Linked DNA regions of Homo sapiens: region 1 is linked to region 2. Evidence: read pairs that join two places in POLR2A ChIA-PET (ENCODE). Cell type or tissue: K562. All regions are shown on one strand. Each heading gives the region's core, and the rest is flanking DNA. Links, peaks and the distances in the headings are about the cores only. Region 1 has its middle 4.6 kb from the start of SMURF1. Region 2 has its middle 25 kb from the start of KPNA7.

Evidence for each region. Peaks named below come from ENCODE experiments on the same cell type or tissue, not always from the same donor. Only the 100,000 strongest peaks of a DNase experiment are listed, where the experiment ranks them.
Region 1: POLR2A ChIA-PET joins it to region 2 with 5 read pairs; 5 of 35 experiments call an interaction of 5 or more read pairs at or near these places.

What each region holds. Positions count from the first base shown.
Region 1 is chr7:99,144,563-99,152,806 of GRCh38, reverse strand. It overlaps a transcript of KPNA7 not described here. Among named protein-coding and RNA genes, the nearest start is that of SMURF1, 4.6 kb to the right of the region's middle. RefSeq lists a silencer at 934-1,155. In K562, for the core only: no CTCF peak of the experiment used is centred there; no DNase peak of the experiment used is centred there.
Region 2 is chr7:99,228,573-99,236,816 of GRCh38, reverse strand. No RefSeq gene overlaps it. Among named protein-coding and RNA genes, the nearest start is that of KPNA7, 25 kb to the right of the region's middle. In K562, for the core only: no CTCF peak of the experiment used is centred there; a DNase peak (open chromatin) is centred at 3,868; H3K27me3 peaks cover 357 bases.

The DNA.
Region 1 (8,244 bases), core at 4,307-6,806, 85 kb after region 2:
GGCCTTGCTCTCTGAGCAGATTGCGATGTCTAAAATGATTATACCTCTAATTGACAACCCGAGATGAAAACTCACAGCAGAAATACATGCGGCTTGTAGAGACAGAACTGCTCAAGCCTTTTAAATAGCAAAGGTTGGGGCTGCCTTACAAGAAATAAAGTTACCAAAGATACGTCCCAAGTATATTTAAATTGGTAAGGTTCCTGAATTAACCACTGTTAATTTTTAAATCTCTTTAGAAACTGTCTAGATAAGCAGCAAAAACACCAAACATGAAGTTACTTTCCGCATATCATCCTGGTGAACCCGCCAAACACTTCCCTTTGTATGCCCATATCCAAGGCATATTGATGTCCACAGAGAAAGGGATGGTTCAGTTGGACCCTTCTGCCTCATTTTTACTTTTTTTTTTCTTTTTCTTTCCTTTTTTTCTTTTTCTTTTTTTTTTTGAGACGGAGTCTCTCTCGCTCTGTCGGGAGTGCAGTGGCACAATCTTGTCTCACGGCAACTTCTGCCTCTGGGGTTCAAGCAATTCTCCTGCCTCAGCCTCCCGTGTAACTGGGATTATAGGCACCTGCCACCACGCCTGGCTAATTTTTGTTGTTGTTGTTGTTTGTTTTTCTGAGACAGAATCTCGCTCTGTCGCCCAGGCTGGGGTGCAGTGGTGTGATCTCGGCTCACTACAACCTCTGCCTCCTGGGTTCAAGTGATATTCCTGCCTCAGCTTCCCGAGTAGCTGGGACTACAGGCGTGTGCCACCATGCCCGGCTAATTTTTTGTATTTTTAGTAGAGATGGGCTTTCACCGTGTTAGCCAGGATGATCTCAATCTCCTGACCTCTAGATCTGCCTGCCTCGGCCTCCCAAAGTGCTGGGATTACAGGCGTGAGCCACCGTGCCCAGCCTATACATTGTTTTAATGATGCATTTATGTGATGGGCTCCATGACTAGAAGTGAACCACAAAATACAGGGACTATATCTTGTTGATCTTTTAAAATTCCTTGCATGTTACCACATTGCCTGATACATAGGAGGTTCTTAATGTTTGTGGCCAGGTGCAGTGGCTCACACCTATAATCCCAGCACTTTGGGAGGCTGAGGCAGGAGGACTGCTTGAGCCCATGGGTTTGAGACCAGCCTGGGCAACATAGGGAGAACCTGTCTCTAGAAAAAAAAATTTTTTTTTTTAATTAGCCAGGCATGATGGTGCACACCTGTGATCTCAGGATTGGGAGCCTGAGGCTGGAGGATCAGTCAAGCCCAGGAAGTGGAGACTGCAGTGAGCTATGATCGCACCACTGCACTCTAGCCTGGGCAACAGGGAAAGACCCTGTCTCAAAAAAAAAACCAAAAACAAACAAACAAAACAGTTTGCTTACTATTCTACAGTACAAAGAGAGGAACAATGAATTAATATTACTAATAGTTGCATACAAATAACAAAATTGTGCTTTCTAGAATATGGTTCCTGGGAAGAAAAAAATCAAAATCTTAAAGCCATTCTATGGACTAAGTCCTAGGTAGGACTAGGTTCAGAGAAGTCCTAGGCAGATAGAGGATTGATGCAGGCTAAACAGACAGACACACAGACGGTGTTGGCTATCAGCACGATGCAGGCACCAGAAAAAAAGGGCAGGAACCTGGATTGGAGATCTCTCTCCTTGAAAAACCTTCGTCATGTTCACTAAGCAGGAATAGTAACTAATAATTACCTAGCATCCCTCCCTCACACAAACCGGATGCCGTTAAACCTCAAATTAATTTAATTTGTTTCTGTGAACGTATTTAAGTAATGAGGTACAGCTCCCCACCCCTTTCTTGGTAGTAGGGGAATCTTTGTCACATTGAACCACATACTTGGTTTTATTTTTGCACAATCAAAGTAAGATTAGAGCCTCGCCAGGACTCAGCAGAAGGATGAGTTTGATTTAAATACTCTGCAGATGCATAGGGCAATGATTTGGTTACGGGTTCTGCACAACTGTACGACTAGAGAATTGGGTCACCTCCTTGCCAGCAGGAACTATGGTGAATATTTGCAAGAGCTGGGCACTCAAATCCCATTCTTCTTGATGAGTACAAGAATGTCTGGCTGGGCGCGATGGCTCATGCCTGTAATCCCAGCAGTTTGGGAGGCTGAGGCTGGCGGATCACTTGAGGTCAGGAGTTCGAGACCAGCCTGGCTAACATGGAGAAAACCCATCTCTACTAAAAAATACAAAAATTAGCCAGGCGTAGTGGTGCATGCCTATATTCCCAACTACTCGGGAGGCTGAGGCAGGAGAATCGCTTGAACCCAGGAGGCGGAGATTGTGGTGAGCTGAGATCGCGCCATTGCACTCCAGCCTGGGCAACAAGAGTGAAACTCCGTCTCAAAAAAAAGAGAAGAATGATTCATGAAGTTTCCAGTTTGTTTAATGTCACTGCGCCTGTAATCCCAGCACTTTAGGGGGCGGCCCAGGTGGGGAGATCACTTGAGGTCAAGAGTTCAAGACCAGTCTGGCCAACATAGTGAAACCCTGTCTCTACTAAAAATATAAAAATTAGCCAGGTTTGGTGGCATGCGCCTGTAATCTCAGCTACTCAGGAGGCTGAGGTGGGAGGATTGCTTGAGCTGAGGAGATCAAGGCTTCCCTGAACTATGATTGCACCACTGCACCCCAGCCTGGGCAACAGAACAAGACCCTGTCTCAAAAACAGAAACAAAGGCCTGGTGCGGTGGCTCATGCCTGTAATCCCAGCACTTTGGGAGGCTGAGGCAGGTGGATCATATGAAGTCAGGAGTTCGAGACCAGCCTGGCCAACATGGTGAAACCCTGTCTCTACTAAAAATACAAAAATTAGCCGGGCATGGTGGCACGTGCCTGCAGTCTGTCTGAGCTACTCGGGAGGCTGAGGCAGGAGAATCGCTTGAACCCAGGAGGCGGAGGTTGCAGGTTGCACGTGAGCCGAGATCGTGCTGCTATACTCCAGCCTGGGTGTCAGAGCAAGACTCCATCTGGAAAACAACAACAACAACAAAAAACAACTTGATGCTCAGATGAAAAGCAAAAGAAGCCTAGATCCTAGACAGAGAAGATTTTAAAGGTTAATATGATCTGGCCACTGGCCTCAGAGGCACCAGCTCAGGAACAGAAATGTGCTCTCAAGAGGCATTCACTATAACTGTCCACTCCCACCAGGGACCCTCTGCACAAAATCCCAGATTTTCTCAGGATAAGAAGCTTCACTAGGAGCTTTTGGAGCCAAGGCAATCACACACATACTAATAAGAACTGCCATTTACCAAGAGCTTGCTGTATTGGAATGCTAAATCTACATTCATGATTTAAGCCTCACCAATAACTTTCAGGGAGAAGTATTATTTCCATTTTACAGATAAGCAAAGCAAGGCTTGGAGAATTTTAGTATCTTGCTTCAGCACCGGCTGGTGATATGGTGGAGGCTGGATAGAGTGTGGGCCTCCGTGGGTCATAGTCTTCCTCTTTTCAGCACACCTGCTACCTTTCAAAAGGGTTGTTATTGTCCTGGATCCTGAACACATACATGCAGGATATGCTCGACATCATTTGCTTGATAATTTCCTTTAGAAAAAATTATTGGGGCCAGGCATGGTGGTTCATGCCTGAAATCACAGCACTTTGGGAGGCAGAGGCAGGCGGATCACTTGAGGTCAGGAGTTCGAGACCAGTCTGGCCAACATGGTGAAATATCATCTCCACTAACTACTAAAAATACAAAACTTAGCTGGGTGTGATGTGGCACGCTTGTAATCCCAGCTACTCGGAAGGCTGAGGCAGGAGAATCGCTTGAATCTGGGAGGTGGAAGTTGCTGTGAGCCGAGACGGTGCCGTTGTACTCCAGCCTGGGCGACACTGCAAGACTCCGTCTCAAAAAAAAAAAAAAAAAACGGTTCTTGGGCTGAGTGCGGTGGCTCATGCCTGTAATCTTAGCCCTTTTGGGAGGCTAAAGCAGGAGGACCACTTGAGGCGACTAGCCTGGCCGACAGAGTGAGACCCTGTGTGTATAAAAAATAAAAAAATTTAGCCAGGTATGTTTGGTGGCACATGCCTGTAGTCCCAGGTACTTGGGAGACTGAGGTGGGAGGATTGCTTGAGCCCAGGAGTTCGAGGCTGAAGTCAGCCATGATGATGGCACTGCCTTCCAGCCTGGGTGACAGAGTGAGACCCTCTCTTTTAAAGAATAAATAAGGAGTTATTAATCTAGGGACTACAGGCCCTTACAGGATTCATAAATTGGTTTCAGGTGATCATAAACCCACTGAAATCAGAGGCAAATTTTGATGTGTATTTGCACATATGAATTTTTCTGGAGGAAGGAGTCCAGAGTTTCCATCAGATTGTCAAAGAGGTTTGGGACTCAGAAACTGGTTAAGAACTACTGCAGTCAGATCCAAAGACAGATTTGCCCACTGGAAAATATTTCAAATGCCCAATAACACTGACTCAGGGAACTGATACATTTCTGGGAAATAAAAGCAGTCAAATGCTACCTAGAAAGCAGGGTCAAAACTGCTCTGTGTAAAGCCATTGCAAAGAGGACACTTGAGGAGGCTCACCGAGTTCCATCTCTGTTTCAGCAGAATTGTTTGACATTTTGCATCTGTTTGTTCCAGATAGCTTTAGAAGATTGTATTTTCGAGGAATGTGATACATGATGAAAGGAAGGGAAGATGATATATCTTAAGTTCAATATGATAGCGTCTGATGATTTTTAAGTGGGCAAATGCTTTTTGTTATTTTTAATCAACTTTTTTTTTTTTTTTAAAGACATGGGGTCTCATTCTGTGATCTAGACTGGAATGCAGTGGCACAATCATAGCTCACTGCAGCCTTGCGCTACTGGGCTCAAGCCATCCTCCCACCTTGGCCTCCTGAGTAGCTGGGACTACAGACATGCACCACCTCACCCAGATAATTTTTAAATTTTTTGTAGAGATGGGGGTCTCGTTATGTTGCCCAGGCTTTTATCAAAAAAAAAAATTTTTTTTTTTGAGATAGAGTCTTGCTCTTATCGCCCAGGCTGGAGGGCAGCAGTGCAATCTCAGCTCACTGCAACCTCCGCCTCCCGGGTTCAAGAGATTCTCCTGCCTCAGCCTCCCGAGTAGCTGGGATTACAGGCGCCTGCCACTACACCCAGGTTATTTTTGTATTTTTAGTAGAGATGGGGTTTCACCATGTTGGCCAGGATGGTCTCAAACTCCTGACCTCAGGTGATCCACCCGCCTTGGTCTCCCAAAATGCTGGGATTACAGGCGTGAGCCACTGTGCCCGGACTTTTATCAACTTTTAATGGAGTAAGTTGTATGGATAGAGTATACAAGCAGCTCCATAAGTACATTTTTATTGAAAATGGTGCTGGAAAATGCCATTCACGTTCATGCCTTTGTGCAGCTGTTCCTTCTATCTATAATGCCCTTCCTCACCACTTTGCCCAGCAAACTTGAACGTTGGCTTTAAGCTCTAGATTAAGATCATCTGTGACTCGAGATGTCTCCATTTCTCTTCTTATGTAGAATTGTTCTGTCATCTATGTTCTAGCCTGCTATACACATCCCCATCACTGTATCATTGTCAGTTGCTCATGTCTGTTTCATCCAGTTAACTGACCCTCTGGAATGCTGAAGCTGTAATAGATTTATTTTGTATTCCTTGTTCCTAGCCACATAGCAGGTGGCCAATGTTTGCCGAATGAGTAAAACATGAGCTTCCAGGTAGGAAGGTCCCCTTTGTGCAGCTGTGGTGAAAGATACTATTGGGTATATCTAGCAATTTCAAATGGTCCCAGTTTATGACGGTTTGACTTACGATTTTTTGATGTTATGGTAGGAAAGCGACACACATTCAGTAGAAACCACACTTCAAATTTCGAATTTTGATTCAAAATTCTTTATAATAACTTTATCGTAAAATAGGCTTTGTGTTAGATGATTTTGCCCCACCGTATGGTAATGAAAGTGTTCTGTGCACATTTAAGGTAGGCTGGGCTAAGCTATAATGGCTGGTAGCTTAGGTGTAGTAAATGCATTTTCCGTTGTTTTTTTTTTTTTTTTTTTTTTTTTTTTTTTTTTTTTAAGACACAGTCTCGCTCTATTGCCCAGGCTGAAGTGCAGTGGCACAATCTCGCCTCACTGCAACCTCTGCCTCCCGAGTTTAAGTGATTTTTGTGCCTCAGCCTCCCGAGTAGCTGGGACTACAGGTGCACACCACCACACCCAGTTAACTTTTGTATTTTTAGTTGACAGGGTTTCACCATGTTAGCCAGGCTGGTCTCGAACTCCTGCTCGCAGGTAATCCCCCCACCTCAGCCTCCTAAAGTGCTGGGATTACAGGCATGAACCACCATGCCCGGCCTCCGCAAATGCATTTTTGACATATTTTCAACATATTATGGGTTTATCAGAATGTAACCCCATTGTACATCAAGGAGCATCTGTACTTGTTAATGAATGAACAAAATGCCTTTCAGAAACCTCCAGAAGCAACCTCCTGACTCAAAGATTAAGGAAACAGTCAAGCCAACGAAGAACCAGCCGTCGGGGCGGGGAGAAAAACAACAAAATTAAGCAATGAAAGGTTTCCAGGTCAGGAACACCTGGGGATAAGAACAGGAGCCTGCACCCAGGTAAGCAGAGAGTGATGTCTGGTTTTGTTTAGAGAGGAGACTCTTTGAATAGGGGGGAAATACTAACGGGATTGGCAGAAGAATGGGGATTACTTGGGAGCATTAGAGACTGGATGGATTAATTCAGACCCAGGCATTCACTCTCTGTGACAATCATCTACAAATGGAAACAGCTGGATTGTGGCTCTACTGCTATTGCTTAAACATTGCTTATATTCTTGGGTCTTTCTTGAGGATAACTGAAAGAGCCGCAAGGTGCCATAGAAATGACCTAGGACCATCCTTTTATTTGACAGATGTGATGCCTTGAATCCTGCCCAGGAGAGACTCTGCTTTCACTAGGGTCATCCGAGGCAGGCAGGCAGGCAGGCAGGCGGGCAGGCAGGCAGGTATGTCTAGGCGCTCTAGGTAGAAGGCTCTGTTCCGAAGACTGTGACCTTAGGACAGGCACAAGGCTGCAGGGGATGGTAGCAATGGCCCAGAGCCTACTTTCCTTGGGACACACACACACACACACACACACACAGTATTAAAAGAATTTGTTCAAGTTGATTGATGAAGAATCAAATAAAAATAAAAAAGAACTTGTACATGAAAATGGGTAGTGGGGTCTGGGAGCGGTGGCTTAGGCCTGAAATCCCAGCACTTTGGGAGGCTGAAGCGGGCAGATCACCTGAGCTCAGAAGTTTGAGACCAGCCTGGCCAAAACAGCGAAACCCCATCTCTACCAAAAATACAAAAATTAGCTGGGTGTGGTGGCTAACGCCTGTAATCCCAGCTATACAGGAGGCTGAGACACGAGAATCACTTGAACCTGGGAGGTGGAGGTTGCAGTGAGCCAAGACCGTGCCACTGCACTCCAGCCTGGGTGACAGAGTGAGACCCTGTCTCAAAAAACAACAACAACAACAACAAGGTAGTGGGTAAAAAACAAGTTTGATAAACCTAGTTTTCCCTCTTTCTAATAATACCAGTTTATTTCTATAACATGCTAACAGAGAGGAGTTTGTTTGCTGGAGAAAGCGCATAATGAGCTTTTTCTGTGTGTGTGTGTGTGTGTGTGTGTGTGTGTTTTGAGACAGTGTCTAGCTCTGTCACCCAGGCTGTAGTGCAGTGGCCTGATCATAGCTCACTGCAGCCATGAACTCTGGGGCTCAAGTGATCCTCCCACCTCAGCCTCCCAGTACCTGGGACTACAGGCGCGCACCACCATGCCCAGCTAATTTTTGTATTTTTTGTAGAGATGGAGTCTCCCTATGTTGCCCAGGCTGGCCTCAAAGTCCTGGGCTCAAGTGATCCGCCCGCCTCGGCCTCCCAAAGTGCTGGGATTACAGGCTACAGCCACCGTACCCAGCCATGAGCTTTTGGTTCTAACCTGCAACCCCGGGAGAAGGGGAAATTTAGCAGAAGACATGGGAACACAAACCACAATGCCACTTTCTTGTTTGGTAAAATTGTATGCAGAATGGATAATAACAAACATCCGCCTCTCAACTTTATCCCTCCCTCTCATCTCGTTTTCCTTGTCCGTATATGGCACTTCTGCGATTCTGGCAACTTTGTTATGGGTCAGTGGAGCACACCCGTTGCACAGAACA
Region 2 (8,244 bases), core at 2,876-5,375:
TCTGTTGCCCAGGCTGGAGTGCAGTGCTGCAATCTTGGCTCACTACAACCTCTGTCTCCTGGGTTCAAGCAATTCTCCTGCCTTAGCCTCCTGAGTAGCTGGGAGGTGCCCGCTACCACGCCTGGCAAATTTTTTTTTTTTTTTTTTTTTTTTGTATTTTTAGTAGAGACAGGGTTTTACCATGTTGGCCAGGCTGGTTTTGAACTCCTGACCTCAAGTGATCCACCTGCCTCAGCTTCCCAAAGTGCTAGGATTACAGGCATGAGTCACCATGCCCGGCCTATTTTATTCATTTAAAAACACTAATCTGAGCGGAGTCCACAGGCTTCACCAGACATCCAGCGGTCCCTAGTACAAAATGACTGCCTGGGTCAATTATTATCTCTCCTAAAACGAGGACAGTCTGGGTCTCTCAATTCCCAAACCCCAAACAGTTTCACTGAATCCCCAGGAAGGAGGGGAACTGGAGGCTCAAGGGAACAAAGACAGAAATCAGGGGCCTCCCCAGTTCGTCTTGGGGTTGAAGAACCTTCTCGAAGTTTCAGGGAGGGTGTGGTTCTGAGCCTCTTTGCCAGCAATGCATTTCTCAAGGCCAAGGGTACAGCCTCAGCCTTTAGATGAGGGACTCCTAATTGTGCGCTGGGCCCTCGCTGTACTGCGCCTACAGTCTCTCCTGCCAACACCCCCAGTTTTTCCAAAAGAAGCTGAGTCACAACAGGCAAGCCACTGAGGCATAGCCAGGCGCTTTCTCCTCCTCTTGTCTTCCTATGGGGCCTGGCGTAGAGAGTTCTGGCTGGAACTTTTTTTCTGCGTCACCCGCCCCCGCCATCCTAGCCCGGAAAGCTCGGCTGTTGCACAGAAACAAGAAAGGAGAGGAGGTGGGCAGGGGTCTTGTGCCCTCATGGGCCAGGGACCTCTTTGGTTGTCTGGCGATACCTGTGGTCCTATTGGACAAAATGTTTCAAATTCAAGCAATAAAATATGTAGGATTACCAAGGAAATACATGACATTAAAATATAATTAATAAAATATTAAAAATGCATGATCTAGTAATAGATGTGCCTCTTTATAAATGCATCAAATAACATAATCTAGCAGCAGGTCTCACAAGTACTATAGTTTTGGAGCAGCAGTAAGAATTAATTATATTTTGAGATGTCTGCAACTACTGTAATTTGATATGAAAATACCGGTGATTGGCTGGGTGGAGGTGGCTCACGGCTGTAATTCCAGCACTTTAGGAGGCTGAGGCAGGAGGATTGCTCGAGGCCAGGAGTTCAAGACCAGCCTGAGCAACGTACCGAGACCCTGTCTCTATAAAAATTAGAAGGTTAGGCAGGCTGCTGTGGCTCACGCCTGTAATCTCAGCATTTTGGGAGGCCGAGATGGGTGGCTCACTTGAGGCCAGGAGTTCGAGACCAGCCTGGTCAACATGGCAAAAGCCCATCTTTACTAAAAATTCAAAAAAATTAGCCGAGCCTGGTGGTATGTGCCTGTAGTCCCAGCTACTCGGGAGGCTGAGGCATGAGAATCACTTCAACCTTGGAAGCAGAGGTTGCAGTGAGCCGAGATTGTGCCACTGCACTCCAGCCTGGGGGTCAGAGTGAGACTCTGTCTCAAAATAAAATAAAATAAAATTAAAATAAAATAAAATAAAATAAAATAAAATAAAATAAAATAAAATGAAATGAAATGAAATGAAATGAAATGAAATAAAATAAAAATTAGAAAGTTAGCCAGGTGTGGTGGTGTGTGCCTGTGGTTCCAGCTACTTGGGAAACTGAGGCAGGAGGATTGCTTGAACTGGGAAGGTCAAGGCTGTAATGAGCTCTGATTGTGCCTCTGCACTCTAGCCTGGGCAATGGAGCGAGACGCTGTCTCAAGAAAAGAAAAGAAAATTTAAAAATACCAGTGCCTGGCCGGGCGCGGTGGCTCACACCTGTAATCCCAGCACATTGGGAGGCCGAGATGGGTGGATCACGAGGTCAGGAGATCGAGACCATCCTGGCTAATACAGGGAAACCCCATCTCTACTAAAAATACAAAAAATTAGCCGGGCGCGATGGCACGCGCCTGTAGTCCCAGCTACTCCGGAGGCTGAGGCAGGAGAATGGCGAGAACCCGGGAGGCGGAGCTTGCAGTGAGCTGAGATTGCACCACTGTGCTCCAGCCTGGGTGATAGAACAAGACCCTGTCTAACAAGAAAAAAGAAAAGAAAAGAAAAAGAGAAATGCACGTGCCAGCAGTCAGGCGAAGACACATTCGACTTGCCACTAAAACAAAACATCGCCCACATTTGAGAACTGGGTTTCTCAATTGCTCTAATGGGGGTAGGGGAGGCAAGAAAGTTGCCTTTGTTTATACCAATTAGGCTGCTTGACTTTATTTATTTATTTATTTAGAACAGGGTCTCATTCTGTCACCCAGGCTGGAGTGCAGTGATGCAATCATAGCTCCGTGAAGCCTTGAACTCCTGGCCTCAAGCAATCCTACCACCTCGCCCTCCCAAAGTGCTGAATTTGCACGTATAAGCCGCTGTGCCAGGCCCTTGTATTTTTTGTTTGTTTGTTTGTTTGTTTTTTCAGAAGGAGTTTTGCTCTTGTCACCCAGTCTGGAGTACAGTGGCGTGATCTCAGCTCATTGCAACCTCTGCCCCTCCTGGGCTCAAGCAATTCTCCTGCTTCAGTCTCCTGAGTAGCTGGGATTACAGGCGCCCACCACCACACCCAGCTAATTTTTGTATTTTTAGTAGAGACAGGGTTTCACCATGTTGGCCAGGCTGGTCTTGATCTCCTGACCTCAAGTGATCCACCTGCCTTGGCCTCCCAAAGTGCTGGGTTTGCAGGTATAAGCCACTGTGCCAGGCCTTTGTATTGTTTTTTTAATGATGGTTCTGCCGTGAACAGCAAGCTAAGGTATCACTGCTGTTGCGTGGGCCTGGTGGTTTAGGGCACAGGCCCCTCCAGCCAGGAGCTGCCCTGAGGGACGTGCAGGTCTCTGACACCAGGTTCCATCCCTTTTAGTGGCTGCCAGCCTCCTGCTTGCTAATGACTCCCCACTTCCAGGCCTCCCTGAATGCAAAACCCCCCTGTCCCTCCAGGCAATGGCTCTTCTCGGGTATCTTTGATAACCAAGACCGACCTAAATAAATCATGAACCACAAAACATATAGACAATGTAGCTCGTGGAATGCAAAAGCTGAGACTCTTCAGAGGGAAAGATGATGGTTTGCAGACCAAGGGAAGGACAGAGTAGGGATAGAACCCATGAATCCAGCATCACGCACCAAGGAAGGCAGGTGGTGCAGGGGAAGGAGGCTGATCTGGGTTTGAATCCTGGTTTCCCCTGTCTCACTTGTGGATACATGGGAGTCCTAGCAGCTCTCCAGACTAGTCCCCTCAACTGTACATCCAGCGGGCATGCAACACAGATCACTTGGGGGAGGTTTTTGTTTTGTTTTGTTTTGTTTTTGAGACAGGGTCTGACTCTGTGGCCCAGGCTGGAGTAGAGTGGTGCGATCATAGCTCACTGCAGCCTCCAACTCCTGGGCACAAGTGATCCTCCCACCTCAGTCTCCCAAGGAGCTGAGACTACAGGTGCATGCCACCATGCCCTGCTAATTTTTAACGTTTTTGTAGGGACAGTGTCTTGCTATGTTGCCCAGGCTGGTCTTGAACTCCTGGTCTCAAGAGATCCTCCTGCCTCAGCCTCCCAAAATGCTAGGATTACAGGCATGAACCACCACACTGGGCAACTTGGAGGATTAAATGAGATGCTGTCTCTACAGCCCCTGGGGCAGGCAGGTGCTCGCAAAATGCTCATCCCCTCCCCCGCCCAGCTCAGCTCTTATCATCACCTCTACTCTCCTCCCACCAGTTCTCCTCCACTGCAAGCCCTCCCCGTTCCCATCTTCCCCAGCATCCCCTAGGTTCCTACCTGAGACCACACTGGAAGAGACTGGGTGACTGGCCGAGCCTGGCCATCCCCTTTTATACCTGCCTAACAGGTCTGGGTCAGCAAAACCTTAAAAAAGAAGAGAAGCCCTCAGGGGTCCAGGAGCTTAGCTGGCCTCTCCTTCCAGGGCCTGACTGGGCACTCCTGGGTCCCTCAGGGGGCATCTAAGACATTCGCCTTCCTCCCATTACCCTTGTGGGGAAACTGATGACCTCAACCCAGCGGTGAAGGCTGTGGGCAGAAATAGAACAGCTGGGTAATGAGTTTTCCTTTTAAAGCTACAACTGCCTTCATGGAGGGGCCGACGGTCAAGGAAGACCTGGGTTGACTCATACAGAGCCTTTGGCTTGGATGAACTGGGATAACCAATGGGTTGATGACACTGTCCCTTCCACATGTTCAGGCTGGAAGGCCCATGTTAACTTGGACTTTACTATTCTGATCACAGCCATGGGCCCCCTGCAGCCCCCATGGCCATGTAGTGTCATGGCTCAGTGCCAGCCTCAAGCCCTGAAGCCCTCGCTGTAACTCCTCTGTGGCTTCCCATGCGACATGTAGCCTTGGGCAAGTCCCCGCCCTCTCTGGCCTTGACTTTCCCATCTGTAAAGTGGGTGGCTGGGTGGGTGAACCCTAGGAGTCCTTTGTGCTGTCCTTGAGTTCAGAGATGGCCTCTGCATCTAGAGGGAGAAACTGCCTGGAGGACGTGCTTCCTGGCATCCATCATCCCCCTGTCTCCACCCTCTACATCCTCAATTCACTTTTTAAGAATTGACGTGAAATTTACATTTTTATTCACTTGATACCAAGATCATACGTTGTATAAACCTTTTATTTTTATTTTTATTTTTATTTTTTTGAGTCAGAGTCTCACTCTGTCACCCAGGCTGGAATGCAGTGGCACGATCTCAGCTCACTGCAACCTCCACCTCCCGGGTTCAAGCAATTCTCCTGCCTCAGCCTCCCAAGTAGCTGGGATTACAGGTGTGCGCCACCACACCTGGCTAATCTTTTGTATTTTTAGTAGAGACAGGGTTTCATCACGTTGGCCAGGTTGCTCTCGAACTCCTGACCTCGGGTGATCCGCCTGCCTCAGCCTCCCAAAGTGCTGGGATTACAGGTGTGAGCCACCTTGGCTGGCCTGTATAAGCCGTAAAGCTCAACTGTATGTAGTCCTATGACGAAAATGGACTAAACTCCTTCATCAATGATGCATATTTAAATGTCATTGACTTTTTTGAAAGTTATTAAATCTTAACTACGTGTAAATAAATTGAGGTGAAATTTACATAACATAAAATTAACTGCTTTAAGCCAACAATCCAGTGGCATTTAGTGCACTCAGAATGTTGTGCAACTATAGTCTCTATCTAGTTTCAGAACGTCTTCATCAGCCCAAAAGGAAGCCTACTACCCAATAAACAATTTCTCCCCTGGCTCCTGGTTACCACCAATCAGACTTCTGCCTCTGTGGCTTTACCTATTCTAAATATTTCATATGAATGGAATCACACAATGTGTAACCTTTTGCATCTGGCTTCTTTTACTTAACATAACATTTTCAAAGTTCATCCATGCTGTATCTTGTACCAACACTTCATTCCTTCTTAAGGCTGAATAATAATCTGGCCAGGTGCGGTGGCTCATGCCTGTAATCCCAGGCCGAGGCGGGCGGATCACTTGAGGTCAAGAGTTCAAAACCAGCCTGGCCAACACGGTGAAACCCCATGTCTACTAAAAATACAAAAAATTAGCCAGGCGTGGAGGTGGGCGCCTGTAATCTCAGCTACTCAGGAGGCTGAGGCAGGAGAATCGCCTGAACCTGGGAGGCCGAGGCTGCAGTGAGCCGAGGTTGTACCACTGCATTCCAACCTGGGCGACAGGGTGAGACTTTGTCTCAAAAAAAATAAATAGAATGATAATCCATTGTATGGATATACCACAATTTCTTTGTCCATTCATTCATTGATGGACATTTGGTTTGTTTCCACTGTTTGGCTATTGTGAATAATGCTGCTGTGAACATATGTGCACATATATTTTGTGAGTGCCTGTTTTGAATTCTTTTGCATATTTATCTAAGAGTGGACTTTCTAGGTCGTATGATAATTCTACATTTAGCTGTTTGAGGAACTGCCACAAGGGGTCTAATTTCTCCACATTCTCACTGACACGTATTATTTCCATTTGTAAAAATTGTAGTCATCCATGTAATCAACCTAAATGCCCATCAGTGGTAGACTGGACAAAGAAAACGTGGTACATATATACCATGGAATAGACAGGCCGGATGCAGTGACTCACGCCTGTAATCCCAGCACTTTGGGAGGCCGAGGCGGGCGGATCACGAGGTCAGAATATCGGGACCATCCTGGCTAACACGGTGAAACCCCGTCTCTACTAAAAAATACAAAAAAATTAGCCAGGCGTGGTGGCAGGCTCCTGTAGTCCCAGCTACTTGGGAGGCTGAGGCAGGAGAATGGCATGAACCAGGGAGGCAGAGCTAGCAGTGAGCCAAGATCACGCCACTGCACTCCAGCCTGGGCGACAGAGGGAGACTCCGTCTCAAAAAAAAAAAAAAAGTGAGCAAGATCATGTCCTTTGCAGTAACATGGGTGGAGCTGGAGGCCATTATCCTAAGCAAACTAACGCAGGAACAGAAAAACAAATACTGCATATTTTCATTTATAGGTGGGAGCTAAACACTGAGTCCACATAGACACAAAGAAGGAAACAATAGATACCGAGGCCTACCTGAGGGTGGAGGGCGGGAGGAGGGTGCGGTCCAAAAAATAGTACCTATGGTGCCAGGTGCGGTGACTTATTCTTGTAATCCCAGCACTTTGGGAGGCCGAGGCGGGTGGATCACTTGAGGTCAGGAGTTCGAGTCCAGCCTGACCAACATGGTGAAACCCCGTCTCTACTAAAAAAATTACAAAATTAGCCATGCATGGTGGCGCATCCCGGTAATCCCAGCTACTTGGGAGGCTGAGGCAGGAGAATCGCTTGAACCCGGGAGGCGGGGGTTGCAGTGACCTGATATGGTGCCATTGTACTTCAGCCTGGGCGACAGAGGGAGATGCCATCTCAAAAAAAAAAAAAAAAAAGTACCTATGGGGTACTATCCTTATTGCCTGGGTGACAAAATACTCTGTACACCAAACCCCCGTGACACGCAATTTACCTACGTAAGAGACTTGCACATAAACCTCTGAACCTAAAATGAAAGTTATAAATAAAAAAAAGAAATGGGATATGGTACTCCTAAATATTTAGTACGTAGTTGCTTAATAAACATGTTGATTGGACTAAAAAAAAGTCATAGTCATACTAGTGGATGTGAAGTGGCATCTCACTGTGATTTTGATTTGCATTTTCCTAATGACTGATGATGCTGAGGACTTTGCCATGTGCTTGTTGGTACTTGTTTATCTTCCTTGGAGAAATGTCTGTTTAAGTCTTTTGCCATTTATTTATTTATTTATTTTTGAGACATGATCTCACTCGGTTGCCCAGGCTGGAATGCAGTGGCACAATCATGGCTCACGGCAGCCCCTCAACCTTCCAGGCTCAAGCGATCCTCCCATCTCAGACTCCCAAGTAGCTGAGACTACTGTCAGGCACCACAGCACCTCCTTAATTTTTGTATTTTTTGTAGAGATGGGGACTTGCCGTGTTGCCCAGGCTGGTCTCGAACTCCTGGGCTCAGGCAATCCTCCTGCCTCTGCTTCCCAAAGTGCTGGGACTACAGGCACAAGCTTGGCACTGTGCTTGTCTAATTTTTGTATTTTTAGTAGAGACGGGGTTTCGCCATGTTGGACAGGCTGATCTCGAACTCCTGACCTCAGGTGATCTGCCCGCCTCAGCTTCCCAAAGTACTGGGATTACAGACGTGAGCCACCGTGTCTGGCCTTGATAATGTTCTTTGATGCACAAGAGTTAATTTTGCTGAATCCAATCTATCTATTTTTTTCTCTTGTTGTTTGTGCTTCTGGTGTCATCTTTAAAAAAACCATCGCCGTGCTGGTGCGCTGCACCCACTAACTCGTCATCTAGCATTAGGTATATCTCCCAATGCTATCCCTCCCCCCTCCCCCCACCCCACCACAGTCCCCAGAGTGTGATATTCCCCTTCCTGTGTCCATGTGATCTCATTGTTCAGTTCCCACCTATGAGTGAGAATATGCGATGTTTGGTTTTTTGTTCTTGTGATAGTTTACTGAGAATGATGATTTCCAATTTCATCCATGTCCCTGCAAAGGACCAGCACGGCACATGTATACATATGTAAC